Regions from separate parts of the Mus musculus genome. Here region 2 is linked to region 1. The links are chromatin contacts, found by Hi-C or POLR2A ChIA-PET in ENCODE. All regions are on one chromosome and are shown on one strand. Each heading gives the region's core, a stretch centred on a gene start or an enhancer-like site at or near the end of the contact. The rest is flanking DNA. Distances are from core to core; before and after follow the strand shown.

Region 1 (5,549 bases), core at 387-2,886:
ACTACCCTATGGTTTACACAGCTCACTGCTTAAAGGTATATCCCTTTTGTTTAGTGACAGGGTCTGAGAAATTTCAAGTGTACATGAAAGTAGAGCAAGGAGTTTCAGCCAGGTGGTGCTGTCACACGCCTTTAATCCCAGCACCCAAGAGGCAGAAGCAGGTGGATCTCTGTGAATTATACATTAGCCTGCTCTATACAGAGACACCCTGTCTAGAAAATAACCACCACCATAAAAAGATTCCTAGGTTTCTATGTTAGCTACAGTCTAAACTACTACCTTTGTGATGCCCATCTTCCCCAGAGAGGCCCTTGGTGTCTCCTCCAGCTACGAAGTCCTTTTTTGGGGGCATTTTATCTGCCAAGTCCAAATACCTATTTGAACTTAAGTGTGTGTGCTAGCTTTTAATCATTTTTCTCCTTAGAAGCACCTCAGCAGATGCACAAGTTCACCCATCCTCTTTCCTCTCAGTTATCTTCAAGTAAAAAATGCAAACAAATACATAAAAGTCTACCCCCACCCCCCCCATCTTTCTCCTGTAGAGTTTTCTTCCCACTTGCCTTACAGCTACAGAATTGCACAGGGTGTGGCGGCTAATGACCGCACTCTAGAGTCTGAGGCAGGAGGTCCACTGCAAATTCAAGGCCGGCATGGGACAAATAGTAAGGTCCAGGCCAGTCTCGGCAACAGTAAAGGCCATGTCTGATAGTTACTTTTAATTCCCCTCAAAAAGTCTGGAGAGAGAGTTCAGTGGTTAAGAGTTAAAAGCACTTACTGTTCAATTAAGACTAGAATTAGCCCGGCAGTGGTGGTGCACGCCTTTAATCCCAGCACTGGGGAGGCACAGGCAGGTGGATTTCTGAGTTCGAGGCCAGCCTGGTCTACAGAGTGAGTTCCAGGACAGCCAGGGCTACACAGAGAAACCCTGTCTCGAAAAAACGAAAAAAAAAAAAACAAAAAACAAAAAACAAAAAACCAAAAAACCAAAAAAAACAAAACCCACTAGAGTTCAGGTCCCAGCACCCAGGTATTCACAAAGGCCCGTTAACTCTAGCTCCAAGACATGTCACCCCATTTATGGCCTCCGTGGACACACAAAATCTTAGAAGTGTGTTGTGTGTGTGTGTGTGTGGGGGGGGGGGACTCGGCCAAACAAAATCCCCCAAAAGCTCACCGTAGGAAGTTCGTTCCCTAGACTACAGCCTCCTTGTCTGTGCATTTTTGCCCTCGCCTCTACTCCTGCTCCACTACTTCCCGGGTCGATTTCTAGGCTCGTTTTCTGATGAGTCAACCCAGGTCCGAATAACTGGCAGACAGAGGATGAGCTCAGACCCGAGCTCGCCTGACCGAGCCGGCGGGCTCGAAGTCCTCGGGGAGGTCGGACATCGGAGCCCCAGCCCTGCGGAGAAGGCGAGGGGCAGCGGGCGCAGGGGACGCCGGGAGACCGGCGGCAGGAGGCGCCACACATCCGGAATTCCGAGCCCGCCGACCCCGCGCCTGCCTCCAGCGCTTCGGCTCAGTCACCCCACGCGCCCGGCCCCTCTGGAAGCGGAACTACTCTGTCAGGTTGTGGTTTTCAGGAATGCGGAGGTGGCATTGACAAGAGGGCGGGCGGGAGGCGGGACTTCCGGTCCGCAGTCCGGTCAGATGTTTCCCGGGCGTCTCCCCGCAACCCATTTGACTTCGCTAGTCGGTGACGCGGCGCGGGGAAGGGATCCGAGGGGGACCGGAGCCTGGAGGAGTTGAGGTAAGGAAACTCCGGGTAGTGGGTGCTTTGCGAGGACAAAGGCGGGCTGGGAGCGTGAGGGGGCTGCGACTGAAGAGTGGGCCAGTGACAGCTAGGGAAAGTGTGAAGCAGGAGGCTACTGTGACCGAGGTACAATGACAGCCAAGAGGACTGTGACCCAGGGGTGGCCGCTTGTGAGGGGTCTGTGACCCCCGGAGCAGTAAATGCGAGGGACTCTGACCTCGGAGAGCACGAGGCAGAGGCTGCGACGGGACCATGACCGAGTAAGTATGCAGCAGTGACTACCCGGGGACTGACTGATCGATGGATAGTGACTGAGGGGATTGATCCGAGGGACCATGAAGCAGCGGCTGCGAGGGCGCGCTCACCGACAAGCAGCGACTTTGAGGGCTGACTTGGAGGAGAATGTAAGATCAGGAATTGGGGGTGGTGCTTTGCACTTGTGTTTGTGTACAAAGTGTGAGTGAATGAGCGAGGGACCCACCCGGCACAGGTCTTACGAAGAAACCGCACTGGTGTGAGACCAGACCAGAGTTTGAATTTTACGGGCAAACTTCCGTGGGTGAGAAACTTAGTTCACCACTGAGCTAGTGTCTTCGTCAGTAAGCGGAAAGTTCAGAGTTGGATTATGCCACCCAACTCTGAGTCCCAGTTTACTATTGGGCTGTGAAGACAGTTTAGTTGGATGGCAACTAACTAAATACAGACAACTGGTCTACAATAGAAATCCCCGCTGTGTTCACATAGTAAGGATTTATAAAATAGGTTTCAGGTGTGTTTGCAATGATGCTATAAAGTTAGCTTCCTACATCTTACTACGTATGCAGTAAACGAGCTAAAGTTTGAAAACTGGGTGTGGTGATACACAACTAGAATTCAGACACCCAGGAGGCTGAGACAAGTATTTTCAGTTGGGCTTAAAAATTTTGGTGGACTTAAAGTGTTTTGGTTTTGTTTCTTTGCTCTTGCTTGTGAGTTTGTTTCTTCAAGTCAAGGTGTCTCTATGTAGCCCTGGTTGTCCTGGAACTCCCTCTGTAGACCGGGCTGGCCTTGAACTCAGAGATCTGCCTATTTCTGCCTCACCAGTGCTGGCTCTGAGGCATTAATACAGGATCTCACTATGTATAGCCACTGACCTGGAACCATCTAGACCAGGGTGGCCTTGAACTCACAGAGACTCCTGGCCTCTGCCTCAAGATTAAAGGTGCATGCCACCATGTCTAGCTTTTTGCTGTTGTTGCTTTTTTAGTTTGAGAAGTAGTGGGTTTGGATTATTTGAGGTTTTTCTTTCTGTAATGATTCTATGATTAAGGAACTGCAGAGAAGTAAGTGTAGAGTGAGTTAGGAACTGGGACCTGTGCTGGCCACAGGCTCCAACAGATGGCCTTAACTGGAGAAAGCTATTTGACCGTAATCAAGATAGCTAGTTATGATTGAGGACTAAAACACAATTTTTGTTGGGAGAGCCAAAAGCTATATTGAAATAGGGATGGTGATAGTTATAGAAGCAATAAGGATATAGGCGTTTGTTGTGGAGAAACTGCCAGGAATAGGCATTGAGGAAGGAGAAACTTTGAGGATAACACAGTTTAAGAGCAAAACTGCAAACCCAGAAAACAGTTTGCTAAGAATAAAATAGAAGTAGGGAGAGATAGATCTTCATATTCTATTCAATCTTTATGGTTGGAGAGTCTACAAGTAAATAGGATTGCTATTAAAAAGGTATTGGGTCAGGTGTGGTACCAAATGTCTTTTATTCCAGCACTTGGGAGGTACAGATAGGGATATCTCTGAGCTCAAGGCCAGCCTCAACTGCAAGTGGAGTATCAGGACAGCCAGGATTGCATAGAAAGACTTTGTCTAAAAAAAATTAAAAAAAAAAAGATACTGGGATAGGGCATGGTAGAACATACCTTTAAAGACCAGCCTGCTCTCCATAGTAAGCTTCAGGACAGTCAGGAGAGAGAGAGAGAGAGAGAGAGAGAGAGAGAGAGAGAGAGAGAGAGAGAGAGAGAGAGAGAGAGAATGAATGAGAATGAATATCTCAAAACAAAACAATGGTAACAGGAATTTGAAAGCTAGCTGTGGTTGTATATATCCTATCATTTGAGAAGTTGAGGCTGGAGGATGGTGAATCCTAGGTTAGCCTGGGCTGTTTTAACTTCACTACAGTGTATTAATCTGGTTACCTACCTAATAGCCACCCTTCTCACTGTACACTTTACAATAGGGAATGAAGAGTCAGAAAGGTTCTTAAGTGGAAATTGCTGAGGGTTTGGAGGACTATTCTGGCCTGACCAGTTACACCTTTAGGACTAATGCTTATGTACTTGACACATATTTTACACAACCAGAAGGAACTAGAAGAGAACCTGCTTCAACTTCACTTCTCTAGGGAATTGGCTAGTTTTTCGCTTGTGCTTGTTTGTTTTTGTTTTTAATTTGGGGTTTAAACCAAGGCTGATTTGCCGATTTCTTTCAAAGCAAGCTAGCAAAATGGCTGGGTATGATGGTACAGGCTTGTACGTTCAGCAGCTGGGTGGTAAAGGCATGAGGATCACAAGTTCACGGCCATCCTTGAACTCTTTCCTTGGCTGCATAGAGAGTTTGAGGCCAGCCTCAGTGAGAACCAGTATGGTGACTTTATTGAGAGAGAATGAGCTTATGATTTCTCCTTGTATAAATATGGAGAGTTTGTCGTTCTTGAGGACCTCCTCATAAGGAACATGGTCTCACTGGGTTCCAGGCTGCTTTTCCTGATGTTAACACTAACTCACTCTGATTATGGGAAGGATTATTTCTTTTCTTTTCCAACATAATATTTTTATTTGTTATTTGGGAGTTTCACATAATGAACGCCATCACGTTCACATCCCAGTCTTCCCAATCCAACTGCTACCCTTGTGACCTCCCTGAGAAAAAGGATAGAAAAAAAGGTCAGCTTTGTGTTACCCATAGACTCACTGGAGCATGGTCAAACAACCAGTAGGATTATTCCATATACTTATTTTAGGTTTAGATTTCCTAAATAATTGAATTATTGTTGTTTATGTTTTGAATTTCACTTTCTAGGTAGGTGTACAGCAGGGCATCCTCCCACCCCCACCCCACCTCACTCCTTCTGGTTAACTGTCAGAACCACAAGTTAAAAACTGTATTCGTTTGAGGCTTTCTTCGTTTGAACTAGGGTGAGTGCCAGCGAACGAGGGGAGCCCTCTCCTTCTGGTCTGCAAAGCTGTTACATCACAGCCACAGCTGTTTACTAACCGCTCTTGACACGAGGGCTGCTAAAAATAGGGACATGGGGTTTGCTCTATACTTGAGAAATGAGAAGTGTATGACTCTTAAGAAAGGGGTGGGTTTGGTTTTGTATTTGAGATCTACCTTGAATGTGATTATTTGCTTACTTTATGGTCACAGAACAGGGTTCTTTTTTGTGGTATAATGGAACCTCATGAAGTCTGTTTTCAGAGTAATGTTTTTTCTTTTCTTTTCTCTTTCTTTCTTTCTTTCTTTTTTCTTTTTTTTTTAAATTTAGGTAGGGTTTCTTTGGGTAACCTCCGCTGTCTTGGAACTCGCTCTGTATACCAGGCTGGCCTCCAACTCACAGAGATCCACCTGTCTCTGCCTCCCTAGTGTGGGGATTAAAAGTGTACACTACCACTACTAGGCATGTTTTCCTTTTCCTGATTTTCTTCTCTCTCTCTCTCTCTCTCTCTCTCTCTCTCTCTCTCTCTCTCTCTCTCTCTCTCTCTCTCTCTCTCTCTCTCTCTCTCTCTCTCTCTCTCTTTTTTTTTTGAAG
Region 2 (5,378 bases), core at 710-3,209, 79 kb after region 1:
ATCAGGCTAGGTGTGGGTACCCTTCCAGTGGCCACTCTAAGAGAACTGGATAAACGAGGGATGCTCAGCCTCATGCTAAGCCTGCATCTATCCTGCATCCTCATCTCATTTTTTACGTACCCCCATACTCCAACCTGTCCCTGGTATGACCCAAGGTCCCGTGTGTCTTTAGATTCCTGGGGGTGCCCGGAGGAGCACATTAAGCTCTGACTTTATTAGTGGCCACGGTGTGTGGCCTTTGTAGTACAGTCATCTCTCCAACTCTTTATAAAGCCAAGCCACAAGTCAGCTTTATTCCCTTATCAGCCCCGTTCCCAGCCCCCAGGCCCCAGCCCACTCACTGTCCCTAGAGGCCCAGGCCCATTCCTGTCAAATCTGTCAAACTCATCTGCTCTGCTTCTGACCCTCTGGGTTACTGGCTAGCTCATTTTTTCAACACCAAGAGCTTCTTGAGAGAGGGCTTGGGGGCTTTTCTCTACTTTTACCCTTGCTCGACTTTTCTAGGTGGAGTTTTGGATATGCGTCTTTGACGTACGAAAAGTTAGCCCAGGCCAGGTGTGGTGTCACATGACTTTAATCCCAGCACTCAGGAGGCAGAGGCAGGGAGTTTGAGTCCAGCCTGATCTACAAAGTGAGTTCCAGGACAGCCAGGACTATATCGACCCTGTCTTAAAAAAAATACAAAAAGTCTCAACCCAGCTTGGCCCTTCTAGAAGATTCTGGGGAGCACATTCTGGGTTATTATGGGAGCACATTTAACTGTGGGGCTAAAATAGCTCTGTGTTACATGGCAGCGAGGACAGGATTGGTATTTTTGAACCACTAAGTGTGTCTACCTCTGGGTGTGACTCTCCAGGTGTGTGCAGAAGGGAACATCCCAGCTTCAGGAAAAGGGCAGTCAGGGGACTTCCTCTTCCCCCAAAGGAGAGCTCCCCAGGTAGCCTGGGCCTGGGTCAGAGAAATAGAGGGGTCCAGGAGCCTGGGCCAAGACTTGGATTAAATCCTGCAACTTCCTGGCTCTGAAGGGGTACCTGGCCCACTTGGAGGCTTTAGGGAGGCTGGCTGTCTTCAGCCCCACGTGGCCTGGGATTGTACTTATTGGCTCCTAGGCTCCAGGTTTGCAGGGAACTCACCCAGCCTCAGGCAAGGGGCCTTCAGAGGCTCAAGCATGTTGTTATCTTCCCTGACTCCTTAAGGCCTCAGTTACCCAGCAGGACAAGGTTGTAATTTTCTTCTGATTCTCAAGAGGCTCTGAGTTCTTCAAAGGCAATCGCTCCTGCTCTGGGGTAAAGATTCTAGGTTTCTTTGTTCTTCCCAATTGAGAATTTCTACAGCTCTAGGAGGGGCCTAGCCCACCCCTTCTCCGAGGGCCCTTTGTCCTTCCCTAGATCTCAGGCGAGGCTGGCAGGGCTTCAGTTGCTCTGCTCCCACTTTCTCCTCTGCCCCTTTTTGCAGAACCTACCTTTGCTTCTCAGACTTACCCCGCCCAGTCTTTGGCTGACAGATAAGGTGAGAGCTGTTATCAGAGCCCCAGGAGGGGGCCTGCTGTCCGCATGCCCAGCATGCCCTGCCTCCCTCAGAGGAAGGGTCAAAGCCAAGAAGGACCATGTGCCAACTTGGAGCCGGAGCCCCTCTGTGGGATCCCAGCCAGCTAGGTCCTAGAGCCAAAATTATCTCGAGTCATCCACACAGCCTTCTGGGAGGTAGGGACTTACAGGGCAGGACAAGTCTTGAGTGACTGACTAACCAGACCTGCTGCCAACTAGTATGTTTGACAGAAGTCACTTGGCTCAGCCCAGCAGTCCCCACAGAGTCATTTACCTCACAAAGAGTCACAGGCTTTGACTTTGAGGGTGAGGGTCAAAGACAAGCTACCACCATCAGTTTCAGACAGGGTTTGGGGGCTACTGGGGGAAGTGGCTGGCTAAGATAACCTCCTGGCAGAAATGGCAGGCAGCCTGGTGGCTTTCTGGTTTCTACTCTCAGCTGCCCCAGCAGGGGAGCCAGCGCAGTAGCTGCAGAGCTCAGCTCTCTTACCCTAGGCTCAGATAAGCCAATGCCTCAGCAGTCAGGGAGCTGATAAGGAGGCTGCAGAAGCCCTCTGCATCCTGGGCCTCCCGATAATGGTCCCTACTGCCTCTGGCTCACCCGCCCTGCTCTGCCTTAACCACTCCACCCAAGGGGGGCCCTGCAGTGGCTGAGGGTGGGGCAGGGCAAGAATGATGGGGCAGAGGAGACTACTACAGAGCCCGTCAGGGCCAGGCTCCTCACACTTCATAGGGCACAGGTTCCTCACACCTCAGATGCATGGGTATGGGTCCTTGCTAGTCACCTCATGGGCACCTGGGTCTAGTGTCAGGCCCCTAAGAGACCTTATCTGGGGATTGTGTGTCTTTAGTTCTTAGCAAACAGATGCAGCCTGGGGATGAAGCCCTATTCCTGGTGACAAACCTTTACTAACCCCCATTGGGTCCAGCCTATGCGAAGTTATTTATAATATTTCCTTTCATCTTCACACCAACCCTGCTAAGTTGCTATTCTTGGTTTAGAGACGAGGAGGAAAACAACATTCAACAAAGCAGTGACTTCCCCTGGCCATGCTAAGTGGGAAAGCCAACCCCCTCCAGGCCCTTTCCCATGACACGGTCTTTAGCGTGAAGACTACGGGCTTCTCTAGGAAGCAAGGTGAGCGGTCACAAGTCACAGCACTGTCACAGGCATTGACCAGGCAGAGTCAGACTCCAGCACTGGCCAGAGGCTGCTTAGTCAATGGTAGGCATCACTGAGGGTGACCCAAGGGCTGCATGAGGCCGGGCTGCATTGTGTGGCCTGCTTAGGACTTCATAATGCTAGTCACTGTAATGGCAGAGTCCGCTGCTGCCCCGTTTAGAGTCGGATCCTTTGGGGCCGAGCAGTGATGGGGGAAAGGTGCTGTTTCAAGGGGAAGTTTGTTTTACAGAAAATCAACCGGTGGGGTGTCTCCCAGCCAAAGGAGTGTGTGTAGACTCGGTTGTAAAAGCTGGGACTCCCCTGCCGAGCAGTATCGTGGCCTTGGGGCCATGGCTGTGCACTTCAGTTAAGCAATCAGCTTCAGCTTGTGTTCATGACACCTCAGGCTGAAGGAAGTCAAACACCACTTGTTATTCCTGGCTCCTGTTTCTCTGTGCCCCGGCCTCCATCTTCAGCCTCACCTCCTCTCACCTCTCCGCTCTCCTCTCTACTCCCTCTCCCTTCCTTTTCTTTCCTCTTCCTTCCGTCCTCTTTCCTGTCCCATTCTTCCACAAGCTGCTCTTCAGTTCTCCATCCCTTTGACTACTCCCACCCTCACCCCCACCCCGCCCCGCCCCGCCCCGCCCCTGCTTTTCCTGGATGAAAACTTCCAGGAACTCAAAGTCAATGAAGGACTTTCAAGTAAGAAGGTATAATTGTGATTCGTGGAAGCTGTAGGATCTGGTGCAGCACAGGAGGGCTGAAGGCAGACTCTGTACAGGGAGCCTTTGTCTGCTTCTTTCTGCCTGGGGGGAGGGGGGGGCTTCTGCAGGCCAGCCGTTGCTAACTGCTTTCTGACTGGGGCAGTTTTATTTTGCTATGGGAATGAGAGATTCCAAATTGGTGAGGGTGGGGACCCTATGGGCCATCTAACCACCTCCCTTGTTCCTCAGGGAGAAGGAAACAGAGGATGAGGGCTTCAGGGAGGGTTTCCCTTGGAGTCGGTACAGCTCAGGAAAGGCTAGCCTTGGCAGTCTCCAGGTGTCGTCTGCCTTGTGCCCTTTTCCATGCCCTGTGCTAAGAAAGCTGGACCAGGTCTTGGCCTGTAAACCAGGAAGGGCCTAAGGACTTAGCTGCTTGACCTCAGCCAGCAGGATCCCAATGCTGACCTCAGGAGCTATACTCACGGTGCTGTTCTGTGTGCCAGGCACTGGGTTAAAGACTTTGCTTGCATTAGCTCATTTAATCCTCAAGCCAGCACATGAGGCACTGCTAGTACCTTTGTGGATGTGGCTCTGACAGTCCCCAGACCTGCAGGACTCCTCCTGGCCTGGCCTGGGATTCCTCCTTAAATGTTTAACTGTTGGAGCTCAAACCAAGATTTCCATGTATTCAGGGCAAGCACCCATCACTAAGGTACCATTTAAAAATTTGAGACCAGGTCTCATCAGAGTTACTCAGGCTGGACTTGAACTCTTTCCAAAGCCCAGCTGGGCAGTGAACCTGTGACCCTCCTGCTAGAGCCTGCAGGCAGATGGACTCAGGCTTATGCCTCCAGGTCTCTCACACCTAGGACTCTGGCTCAGTGAACACGATTCTGGCCTGACCTCGATGCCTCAGTGGCCCATTAGGATCCCTTGCCTGAACTCGAGTCATGCTAGAACTCAGCCATCCCTAGCAGCAATGGAGATCAGGAGCTCAAAGAAGGGCACTGACTCTGGGCAGAGAAAACTGCACTGGGAACATCCGCAAACCATTAGTTTCTAGATCTTTCTTCACAAGCCTTGGGCAAAAATGGAGAGATGCCTTCCTGCTGGCCCCTTCCTGGCCAGTGCAGCAAGATGCTATGCAAACAGCAAGGGCGGGTCTCCGGAGATGCTGTGCAGGAGTGGAGCGGGCCTCTGAAGATGCTGGGTGGAGCAGGTTCTCTGCTTCCTACAGCGTGTCCTGAACATATCCCAGCCTCTCAAAGTCACCCTTCCTTGCCTGCTAACAGGCAAGTGGAGCCAATGTCTGGTCTTGAATTCAGTGTTGGATGAGTCTCTACAAGGTGTAGACTGTCTGACAGGAATGAAGGTGGGATGGTTGCCAAGGTGACAGTGGTACAATCTTAGTCTACTTAGTCTAGTGTCCTCGCCCTGTGAAGGATCCTTCCACCCCACCTCAATGAGCTCACAGTTTCACACGGGATATACAAAGGTACTGTCCTTTTCACCATTTGTATTGACATTATAGACAGGTTCTAGCCTTGAAACTTGCTCTTTAGCCCAGACAGATCTTGAATTTACAATCCTCCTGTCTCAGCCTCTCAAGTAGGTAGGATTAAAGATCTGGGCCACTAGGCCAGGTTCCTATTCTCTTATGTTTTCTTCTGTCTCTGTCTCTCTCTCTGTCTCTCTCTCTGTCTCTCTCTCTGTCTCTCTCTCTCTCCCCTCCTCCTCCCTTTGCCCTTTCGTACTCTGGATTGAGATGACTTGGAAGCAGCCAAGGCTGTAGGCCACCTCATTAACTCCCAGGCACTAAGCTTAGATCACCTTTCTGTGGTGACCTTTTTAGCTCCCTTCCCTTTCTCCAAGTTATCTTCCAGGGGAAGGAGCTAGGCCTGGTCTTAGGGGACAGGAGTGAGCCCCTTGGGGACCAGGGCTGGGCCCTTTGGCTGCCATCTGGCA

Evidence for each region. Hi-C counts contacts between places; a loop is a spot of excess contacts on that map. ChIA-PET counts read pairs that join two places held with the same protein, here RNA polymerase II (POLR2A).
Region 2: a map of regulatory T cell shows a loop between it and region 1 (2.0-fold over the local background). The contact joins the enhancer-like site here to the promoter of Pcyt1a in region 1. A Hi-C loop is called at or near these places in 1 of 37 maps with a recorded cell type or tissue (regulatory T cell). POLR2A ChIA-PET finds 5 or more read pairs at or near these places in 1 of 5 experiments (embryonic stem cell).

The regions. Positions count from the first base shown.
Region 1 is chr16:32,429,285-32,434,833 of GRCm38, forward strand. It overlaps Pcyt1a (phosphate cytidylyltransferase 1, choline, alpha isoform), which reads left to right and starts at 1,637. Exons shown (of 9, transcript NM_009981.4): 1 at 1,637-1,747.
Region 2 is chr16:32,507,689-32,513,066 of GRCm38, forward strand. No RefSeq gene overlaps it. Among named protein-coding and RNA genes, the nearest start is that of Zdhhc19, 14 kb to the left of the region's middle. Within about 2 kb of position 1,960, at least 2 of the 3 ENCODE cell types and tissues checked have a DNase peak (open chromatin) inside an H3K27ac peak, as active enhancers do.